Regions from separate parts of the Homo sapiens genome. Here regions 1 and 3 are each linked to region 2. The links are chromatin contacts, found by Hi-C or POLR2A ChIA-PET in ENCODE. All regions are on one chromosome and are shown on one strand. Each heading gives the region's core, a stretch centred on a gene start or an enhancer-like site at or near the end of the contact. The rest is flanking DNA. Distances are from core to core; before and after follow the strand shown.

Evidence for each region. Hi-C counts contacts between places; a loop is a spot of excess contacts on that map. ChIA-PET counts read pairs that join two places held with the same protein, here RNA polymerase II (POLR2A). Pooled maps may share reads with other maps.
Region 1: a pooled map shows a loop between it and region 2 (8-fold over the local background). The contact joins the promoter of POC1A here to the promoter of RAD54L2 in region 2. A Hi-C loop is called at or near these places in 6 of 50 pooled maps. POLR2A ChIA-PET finds 5 or more read pairs at or near these places in 4 of 52 experiments (H1, K562, WTC11 and 1 more).
Region 3: a pooled map shows a loop between it and region 2 (2.8-fold over the local background). The contact joins the enhancer-like site here to the promoter of RAD54L2 in region 2. A Hi-C loop is called at or near these places in 1 of 50 pooled maps. POLR2A ChIA-PET finds 5 or more read pairs at or near these places in 2 of 52 experiments (activated CD4-positive, alpha-beta T cell and activated T-cell).

What each region holds. Positions count from the first base shown.
Region 1 is chr3:52,152,673-52,155,736 of GRCh38, forward strand. POC1A (POC1 centriolar protein A) reads right to left here and starts at 1,751. Exons shown (of 11, transcript NM_015426.5): 1 at 1,683-1,751. The coding sequence starts at 1,700. RefSeq lists enhancers at 1,144-2,121, 2,122-3,064.
Region 2 is chr3:51,537,265-51,540,628 of GRCh38, forward strand. It overlaps RAD54L2 (RAD54 like 2), which reads left to right and starts at 1,455. Exons shown (of 23, transcript NM_015106.4): 1 at 1,455-1,651. RefSeq lists enhancers at 1,229-1,523, 2,342-2,431 and a silencer at 1,412-1,811.
Region 3 is chr3:50,589,046-50,592,407 of GRCh38, forward strand. HEMK1 (HemK methyltransferase 1, mitochondrial release factors N(5)-glutamine) reads left to right here. Exons shown (of 11, transcript NM_016173.5): 11 at 1-3,362. Among named protein-coding and RNA genes, the nearest start is that of CISH, 21 kb to the right of the region's middle. RefSeq lists enhancers at 1,413-1,532, 1,543-1,602, 1,673-1,762, 1,783-1,892. Within about 2 kb of position 1,971, at least 15 of the 41 ENCODE cell types and tissues checked have a DNase peak (open chromatin) inside an H3K27ac peak, as active enhancers do.

The DNA of each region.
Region 1 (3,064 bases), core at 501-3,000, 620 kb after region 2:
AGTTGAAAACATGGTTTACACAAAAACTTGTACACAAATGTTCAGAGCAGCATTTTCCTTAATAGCCAACAAGTGATTGAACCCAAATGATCCATCAACACATGACTGAATAAACCAAATGTAGCATATTCATACAACAGAATATTATTCAGCCATAAAACCGACTGAAGTGCTGATGCTTGCTGCAACATGGATGAACCTTGAAAACATGCTAAGTGAAAGAAGTCAAACACCAAAGGCCACATTTTGTCTGATTCCATTCATATGAAAAGTTCAGAATAGTCAAATCTATAGAGACAGAAAGTATTAATATATTAGTTTGCCAAGGGTTGGGAGAAAATGGGGAAAGAGAAGAAATGGTATGACTGTTATTGAGTATGGAGTTTCTTTTTGGGATGATGAAAATATTCTGGAATTAGTGATTACAGTTGCACAACACTGTGAATGTACTAAAAACTACTGAAATGTACACTTTAAAAGGTGAATTCTGTGGTGTATGAATAACTTAATAAAGTTAAAACACCAGAGAGAATACTCCGGAGACTCTCTCCATCCAATAGCAGCTTGTGTCTTAACACTTGAAGGGTTATAATTCAGCCATCCAAACATCTCCCCCTACTCTAAGTATCAGAAACCTCAAAGAAGCATTTTGGGTGCTCCAGGAAGCCCAAAGGCTCCTCCTGGGAAAGGATGTCCTTGGGGCACAGCAAAGCCACTGCCACCCTACAGAGCAGTAACCAGAACAAAGGCCCTATGGCCTTGTGCCCAGCTCCACCCCTAACGCACCTGTCAGAGTCTCCTTTCAACAACAGAGGGAGGAGCAGCTGGGGGAGGGTCCCCAACAGAGCCTTCTGCTCTCACCTAAGCTTCTTGAAAGAACATGCGTAAGAGAGTGTCCGCCCCTAGGCTCAGTGGGCAGAGGCAAGTTCAGGTCCACCCCTGACCAGTAGGTCCCATGGTATCTCTCAACACCGCCTCCCCTCTGTAGTTCCCTGCATGTGGGCCTCATCTCCCTCAACAGTGGTTTATACATGAGGGGACAGGAAGGGAGGTAGAGTACCAGATTAGGAGTCAAAAGGTCTGTATCCTAGCCTGGAATCTCCGTCCATGTCCTCAAGTGCCTCAGGGCATCACAGGCTACCACCCAGCCTCCCTGACTCTCCAATCAGCCAGAGGGCCTTGCCCGTTCAAAGGAATCTCTCGAAATGAGGACTTCTGGAGGAATGTGAACTCAGAGAGGGCGGCTCCGCCCCGCTCACACTGCAGGCCCGGGCATCCCAGCGTCCTGCTGTACCTACCTGCTGGAGCAGGGTGTACCCTCAACAAGACCCCACGCAGCCACCCACTGCTAAGGACGTGGAGAATGGCTAGAGAGGCCCGATACCGGCCCCAGGTCACACATGAGTCGGGACTTGGTCGTGTGTCCCTCGCTAGGATGCAAACTATGGAGGCAGAGGCCTGTTTGTTCGCTCCAGAAACCCAGCGCAGGGCCTGGCACGCAGGAGGCGCTCAGAAAGTGCCCGACCCAGCGCCCCCTGCGCAGACAGTAAACTGGACCTGAAGAGGACCACCCTGGAACCTGGCGCCCCGCCCGCCCCTCGCAGCCATCGCTCTGGCCATTAGGCGCCCAGTGTCCCAGCGGGGAGACTGAGGCCTGGGGAGTTGCTCTCGGCTGGGCTTACCGCGCAGGGCGCAGCCATGGCGGGGCTGGCGGCGCCGAAGGCAGCTGCGGTGGCCGTTGCGGCCCGTTCAGTTTCCGCGCCCCCAACGGCCACCAATAGCAACGCGGGCCGCGTCGGCACGCCCCGCCCACCGCAATTAAAGGAGAAGCGCCTCAGCTTTTTGCCCGACGACTGGAAGCAGAGCTGTATGACCGGCGGCCGGCGCCACGGTCTCCGTGCCCAGTTCCCCAAGCCCAGACAACCCACAGACAGCGCAGCCAAAAGCCTCTGTCCGCCGCCACTCGTTCCGCCTGAGAAATTAAAAGACCCAGGATGAAGGGTTCACCCCACCAGCCCGTCGTCCGGCTACTCTAACGGCGAGCGCAGCCTCCTGGGAAATGCAGTTCCAAGCCGCCCACGCCCCTATGTCTGGAGGAAGGTGGAGCTACACTTCCCAACATGAGATTGCACCATTGCATTCCAGCCTGGGCAACAAGAGGGCGGGCCGGGTTTTACCACCCGAAGCGACGGCCTTAAGGATCCCGGAAGCGGAGGACACGTGGGTTGCTGTAACCAGATTGCGTTAAAGCACCCGCGCGCGCCGGCGCAGCCAGATTTTCCCCGCAGGAACCTATTGAGAGCTGAGTATTCGCCCCTCGGGAACTCTCAGTGGTTCGCCGTCCGAACGTTCTTAAGACAAGTGTCGATTTAAAATAACATGAGTTACTCGGAATCACAATCATGGAGTGGAGAGATCAAGGTTCGATTCTCAGTTCTCGCCCTGATTGGCTGTGTGATCTCAGGAAAAACGCCTCTGCTCTGTGCCCCGGTTTCCCCATTTGTAACACGAGGGAGTGTGGTGCAGCCCGGCCCTGTCAGGATCCTTAAGGCCTCAGAAGCTGTTAGAAACCCAGTCTTTAAAAGAAGGAGAGGCCGGGCTCAGTGGCTCACGCCTGTAATCTCAGCACTTTGCCACTTTGGGAGGCCGAGGTGGGTGGATCACCTGAGGTCAGGAGTATGAGACCAGCCTGGCCAACATGGTGAAACCCCATGTCTACTAAAAATACAAAAATTAGCCGGGCGTGGTGGCACGCGCCTGTAAACCCAGCTACTCGGGAGGCTGAGGGAGGAGAATTGTTCGAACTCCGGAGGCAGAGATTGCAGTGAGCCTAGATGTTGCCGCTGCACTCCAGCCTGGGCAACAGAGGGAGACTCCGTCTCAAAAAATATATATATATATAAAATAAAATTTGAAGGCCACCAGCAACCATCTGAATAGACTCCCTGCTTGGCCAGGGCACTCAAATTTAACCTGAAAGAGTGGTTCAGGCCATGATGGGAAGTGGGGGTTGGACATGCCTCATTATACCCTCCAGCATTAACATCAACAAAAACCTTAAGTC
Region 2 (3,364 bases), core at 205-2,704:
GGATTACAATTCAACATGAGATTTGGGTGGGGACACAGATCCATATTAGATAGCAAAGTGCCTTTTGACAGGCAGAACCCTTTCATTACCTCCAGAAAATAATATAAATGAAAAATCAGGCATATATGTGTCTCAGAAGCCAAGGGGGTATGTAAAAATGGGAAATTTGAGAACACCTGAAAATTAGGATTTTTTTTGGAACACCTTCTGCAGATCTAAATTCCCATCAAGAGTTAGCTCCAAAAATAACCGCATCTGGTATCTTAGAGGTGTGAAGGCCTAGAAGAAAAGGAAAGTGGGGACGAGAAAGGAATTGCTATCCTCTTGATTTTATGAGTAAAATACAAAGCCTTCAAAGAAAGATGCACTTTTGTAATTTAAAACATCACTTTGTCGGCCAGAGGTGGTGGCTCACGCCTGGTGGCCCAGCACTTTGGGAGGCAGAGGTGGGCAGGATCACCTGAGGTCAGGAGTTCGAGACCCGCCTGCCCAATATGGCGAAACCCTGTCTCTACTAAAAATGCAAAAAATTAGCGGGGCGTGGTGGCGGGCGCCTGTAATCCCAGCTACTCGGGAGGCTGAGGCGGGAGAATAGCTTGAACCCAGGAGGCGGAGGTTGCAGTGAGCCAAGATCCCGCCACTGCACTCCAGCCTGGGCGACAAGAGCGAAACTCCTTCTCAAAAAAAAAAAAATCATTTTGTCAACATTCACTTATTGGGAAGAGGAGAAGAGAACCTGAGGCTATAGTGGAGAGAGCCGTTACAGTCCCATCAGTAACTGGAGCCCACATGGCCACATGGCAGTAATTCCCAACTTGAGGAAGGAGAACCTGCACCCTTAACCTCCACCTGAGTGTCAGCAATCAAGAAAGCCCCCTTTTGCCTCTGCTTCTCTTCCAGGGAATTCTGAAGACAGCTTCACTTAACAGGAAACAGGATGGTAGGTGGGGACCGAGGGTGAAAAAAGAAGAGTTACATGATGCGCATAATTTCAAGGGCCCTTGAGGGCTGAGCACAACCTATGTTGGAGGCAACAGTAGCAGCAGCATTGGCAGGATCAGTAACGATCGTACCCCGGTGTAGAGCTCCCTATCTCTGAGCTAGGTATTCGCATCACCTCATTCAATCCTAACAAGCCGCCTAGATTATTCCCAATGAGAAATGAGGAGAAACTGAGGCTCAATTGAGATGCTAAATGGCTGGCGAGTGCAAAACCATTCCGTTGGACCCACCCCTAGAACCATTCTCAGGCAGCTTCTGGCTTGGGATTTCTGTGCGGCATTCATTCCAGAAACGGTCCCATCCAGGCAGGAATCGCCGTACACCCGGCGCAGGGGAACGGCCTTCAGTCGGCTCTCAGCGGAACTTTCCTCTCCGCGGCGCGTGTTCCCGTCCGTGCGGTCGGGCGCGCGGGCCGGGAGGGGGACGCTTTCTGGCGCGGACCGTGAGCGGAGGCTGGCGAGCGCCGCCGCCGGTGGAGACCGACGCTTGGCCAGAGCCAGCCCGCGGCGCCCGGGCCTGGCCGGCTGCTTCCCGCCTCAGCCGCCGCCCCCGCCTCCGCCGCCGCAGACTTTGCCTAGGCGGGCGAAGCTGAACGTGAGGTCCCTCGGCCCTGCGCGGTCCGGCGCGGCCCGGAGCCGCGGCGCAGGAGGTGAGACGCCGGTGCCGGTTCCTCGCTCCCGGCCGGGGCCGCCGGGTCCCGCAACAATGGGGACCGACTGGAGACGCGGCCTGGGCCCCTGCCATGCAGTGGCTCGGGGCAGCTAGATGGACCCAGCGGCCCGGGCCTTCGGGGCACGGGGTCCCCCACCCGGGAAACTCCAGTGGCCGGAGGCTTGGCGGGGGTCTTGGGCCTCGACCCGGGGCCTCAGTGGCTTGATATTTGAGGATTTCGTAGCCGGGGAAGGGAGTCGTAGGGACACGGAGACTTAACTGTTGCCCCTCTGCGCTTTTGGCTCTGGATGCTGGCGCCCCGGAGGATGACCAGAGCGCGGTGTGGGGTTGGGAAAGTATTTGGAATTTTAGGGGCTTCTGTGTGTCTAATCCCTAAGGCGCATCTGGATGCGTCTCCCCGACCCCCTCTCCTGAGGTCTGGGAATTTGGCAGACTGGGGTCGGGCTGGGGCAGAAGAGGCATTGAGAGTTTAGCTTCCCTGAGGTAACTGGTGATTAGTTCCTGGAAAGGCAGGAGCTCAGCTGGGCACAAGAGAGTTAAGCAGAGAGCTGGATCCTCCGGGGCCCTGATGCACCCTGACGAGGAGTGGTTTTCAGGCAAGGAACTTATCACAGGAGTGAGTAGTGGCACACGGTGAGTAGTGCTAGCTGTCTTGTCGTTAGGGTGAGGCCGGTGGGAGTTGTGGTTTGGGGAGTGTAGAGGAGGGTTGATAGGCTACTGAGATTGGAGAATCAGCTTTATGTGGGTCATGGTGGTGGCAGCCTGGGAGATGAACAAGGAAACTTTGCAGAGTGGGCTTCCTGATGGAGAGTGACCTCTTACTGCGTGGGAGTGGGTGACTCAGATCTGTTAGGATTCCTGTTGCTTGCTAGGGATTGTGGCTGACTATATTGGTGGCTGAACATTGAGGTGGATGCAACTGGAAGGGTTATGTGGGGCTGGATGAGTTTGTTCCCACGTAGAGGACAGTGTGGACCTTTCTTACTCCAAGTCAGAGTGGTGACTGTCATTGACAACATTTTAAGTAAGGAATTTCTTTGTGGTATTTGGATCCAAAGCTTTTCTCTGTTCATTTTTTTCTTTCCTCCGTTGTTTTTGAATTGTGACTCATACTTTCTTTTCAGCACTGTGGCTATTTGAAATGATAGACAAACTTAGACTTCATCATACATGTAAGTTCCAGGCGTTTTCAGTCCAATTCTTATAAATCTAAATTTAAAAGCTTCTTTTCACTAATTTGTGTACCATTGTTTAATGTGTGCAACACTAAAGAAGGATAAGAAAACTCTAACATTTATGTTGTTAAATGGTCTTTCCATCCTTAAATCCATGAAATTTCATCTTCTCTTACTGCCATGAAGTGAGTTCGTTGAATCTATTAAATCTTAGTGACTCTCATTTCAGCATCCTTGTTTACTCTCACAGGACATTGTCTTCACTAGAAGTATTATCCATCTTCAATGAATTTGGCCTGTACACTGTCTCCCTGTGACAATCTATATCATTGAAAGACAGTACGCAAACTCCAACTCTGAGGCCTGCAGCTGTGGGCCGGAGCTCTGTATGTATTATTCAGGCAAAAGTTGGTGTGTTGTCTGTAGGTGAGGTTTAAAGGGAACCCTACATGAACAAAAACAGTATCAGAATCATTGTACCTTCTGAGTTTAGAGTGGTAGGAAATATAGCCTAA
Region 3 (3,362 bases), core at 721-3,220, 950 kb before region 2:
AAAAATGTATTTTGCAAGTGCAAATTCTTTCTTAGCATACAGTCCATCAGGGCGAAGAGCAATGAACACAAATGTTTGAACTGGGGGCTGGGATGGTAGTTGTAGTCTTATGTTGGTCTCAATGTCCATTTTCTTTCAGTGTTTGATTTTGGTAGCACAGGACAAAGTGACCGCTGATTCTCACAGATAATTGTTTACAAATGCTAGCACTGTGTCTGAAGCCCACCTTGCAGTCTCTTTGATTGACAGGGACAGCAAGAGAAGCCTTATCTCAAGCTCAGCACAAACCCTGTTCTCTGAGCACATAGGAAGGATTCTAATGTGTCATAATTTGGTGCTGTGCCCATTTGAGTCTGTGTGTGGTTTTTAAAATTGGGTTTTTTTTTTTTCAATAATTAAAAATATGAGCTGGGCATGGTGGCACATGCCTGTGGTCCCACCTACTCGGGAGGCTGAGGCAGGAGGATTACTTGAGCACAAGAGTTTAAGACAGCAGTGAGCTATAATAGCGCCACTGCACTCCAGCCTGGACATCAGAGTCAGACCCTGTCTCTAAAAAAATAATTTTAGGCCGGGCGCGGTGGCTCACGCCTGTAATCCCAGCACTCTGGGAGGCTGAGGCAGGCAGATCACCTGAGGTCAGGAGTTCGAGGCCAGCTTGGCCAACATGGTGAAAATCCGTCTGTACTAAAAATACAAAAATTAGCCGGGTGTGGTGGCTCACGCCTGTAATCCCAGCTACTTGAGAGGCTGAGGCAGGAGAATCGCTTGAAACCGAGAGGCAGATGTTGCAGTGAGCCAAGATCACGCCATTGTACTCCCACCCAGGCAACAAGAGCAAAACTCTGTCTCAAAAATAATAATAATAGGCCAGGCGCAGTAGCTCACGTTTGTAATCCCAGCACTTTGGGAGGCCAAGGATCACAAGGTTAGGAGTTCAAGACCAGCCTGGCCAACACAGTGAAACCCCGTCTACTAAAAATACAAAAATTAGCTGGGTGTGGTGGTGGACACCTGTAATCCCAGCTACTCGGGAGGCTGAAGCAGGAGAATTGCTTGAACCCGGGAGGCAGAGATTGCAGTGAGCCAAGATCATGCCACTGCACTCCAGCCTGGGCGACAGAGCTAGACTCCATCTCAAAAAAAAAAATTTAAAAATAATAATTTTAAAAAAATGTTTTAAAAATGAAAGAAAAGGAAGAAGGGAGGAGGAAGCCAGAAAGAAAGGGGCCGTGCAGGGTGGCTCACACTTGTAATCCCAGCACTTTGGGAGGCTGAAGCAGGCAGATCACCCGAGCTCAGGAGTTCAAGACCAGCCTGGCCAACATGGTGAAACCCTGTCTCTACTAAAAATACAAAAATTAGCTGGGCATGGTGGCTCATGCCTGTAATTCCAGCTACTCGGGAGGCTGAGGCAGGAGAATCGCTTGAACCCGGAAGGCGGAGGTTGCAGTGAGCTGAGATCACCTCACTACCCTCTAGCGTGGGCGACAGCAAGACTGTTTCAAAAAAAAAAAAGAGGAAGAGTGAAAGGATGGACGAAAGGAACTCCTGTGGGGTGGGGCATCTGGGGCACTTGATGCCCCACGTGACCATTCCCTTCCCGGAGGTCTGCCCCAACTGCTCCAGCCCCCATAGCCTGAGGCTCCCGGCACCTCCCACCCAGCATCTGTCACAGCAAATCAATCTGGGCCACATGCTCCTGAAAGGTCCTTGGGAGCCCCACCAGGCTCCAGTGTGGTTGCCCCAAGTACTCCATGAGTAGACATGGGCTAGGGACTTACCCAGGCCCTTGGTGGTGCCTCCAAGGGTGGAAAGACTGGGGGACCCTGTGCCCCTGAAAGCCCAGAGTTTCACTGTTTCTGGGTACCTTCATTTCTGGGAACTAACTGTGCTTTGGAAAGAGAGAAATGAGAAGCAAAACCCTAGGGCCCCAGTATCACCCCTCCTTTCTGTCTTCCTTCCGCTTAGTCACAGCCAAGAGCTCAGTACCTCAGCCTCCCTTAGGGCCACTAGGTGGGGCAGAATACAAGGTCAGGCGAGGACACAGCATCTGGGACGAGTCCTTTCCTGCCAACAGCCTCCGTGAGGGGTCCTAGGATTGCTGAGGGCTGAGACCACCTTCCCAAAGTTGGGGAAGGGGTAACTGAGGCTGTCATCTGGCCTGTCTCACCTGTCTTACCTGCAGGCCCATCATTCCTGCACAGTCATTTATTAGGCACCAACTGTAAGCCAGGCCCAGGAGGTTGGATGGTTCAGGTGGGGCCCTGGCCTTGCAGAACTCATGGACTTGCACATAGACTCCTCCTGACAGGCCCCTCATGAGTAGCTGGGTCCTTACGATTTTTCTGGTCAGCAGTGGGGAGCCGTGGGAGGCATTAGGCTCTGGGGAAGCCAAGCAACATCACATGTACACAGCATAGAGACTCACACACCCTTGCACAGGCACCCACACGTACGTGTATGTTCATGGGCGTGGGCCTTGAGCACCGGGTCCCGTGAGCCACTGCACCTGGCCAACTGGGTCCATGTCCATAATCATAGGTGTCCACGCAGGGCCTCCCTTGGATGGGGGAGCTCCAGGCTCTGGAAACCAAGCCAGGGTTGCATGCATGCACGTGTGTGTGTGTGTGTGTGTGTGTGTGTGTGTGTTTGTGTGTGTGTGGTGTTACTCTGCCTCAGAGGCCCAACCACTGCCTCCAAGTCATGGGAGCGCAGAGCCCATGTAAGCTCAAACACTGCCCCATGTCATAGAAAAGAGGGCCAAAGATGGGGCTGGGCGTGGTGGCTCACTCCTGTAATCCTAGCACTTTGGGAGGCTGAGTCGGGTGGATCACGAGGTCAGGAGATCGAGACCATCCTGACTAACACGGTGAAACCCTGTCTCTACTAAAAATACAAAAAAATTAGCTGGGCGTAGTGGCGGGTGCCTATAATCCCAGCTACTCAGGAGGCTGAGGCAGGAGAATGGCCTGAACCCGGGAGGCGGAGCTTGCCGTGAGCGGAGATTGCACCACTGCACTCCAGCCTGGACGACAGAGTGAGACTCCGCATCAGAAAAAAAAAAAAAAGAAAGAAAAGAGAGCCAAAGCTCAGAGAGGGCCCATGACTTGCCCAGTGTCACACAGCAAGGTGAGGCAGGTCTGGGAGGGAAATGAACCAGACCTTATCCACATCCCTGACCTTTTTGGCTTCATGCTTGGAGCTTGGCACCCCCTGAGAACCACACTCCGTTGACCTCTGGGAAATGGAGGCTGGTGATTCTCCCAGCAAACCCGCCTGGGAACTAACCACAGGCTCCTCCCAGCTTTCACTAACCAACCCCAGGATTTCCAATACCGGTGCTTTGCTTAGCTGTACTG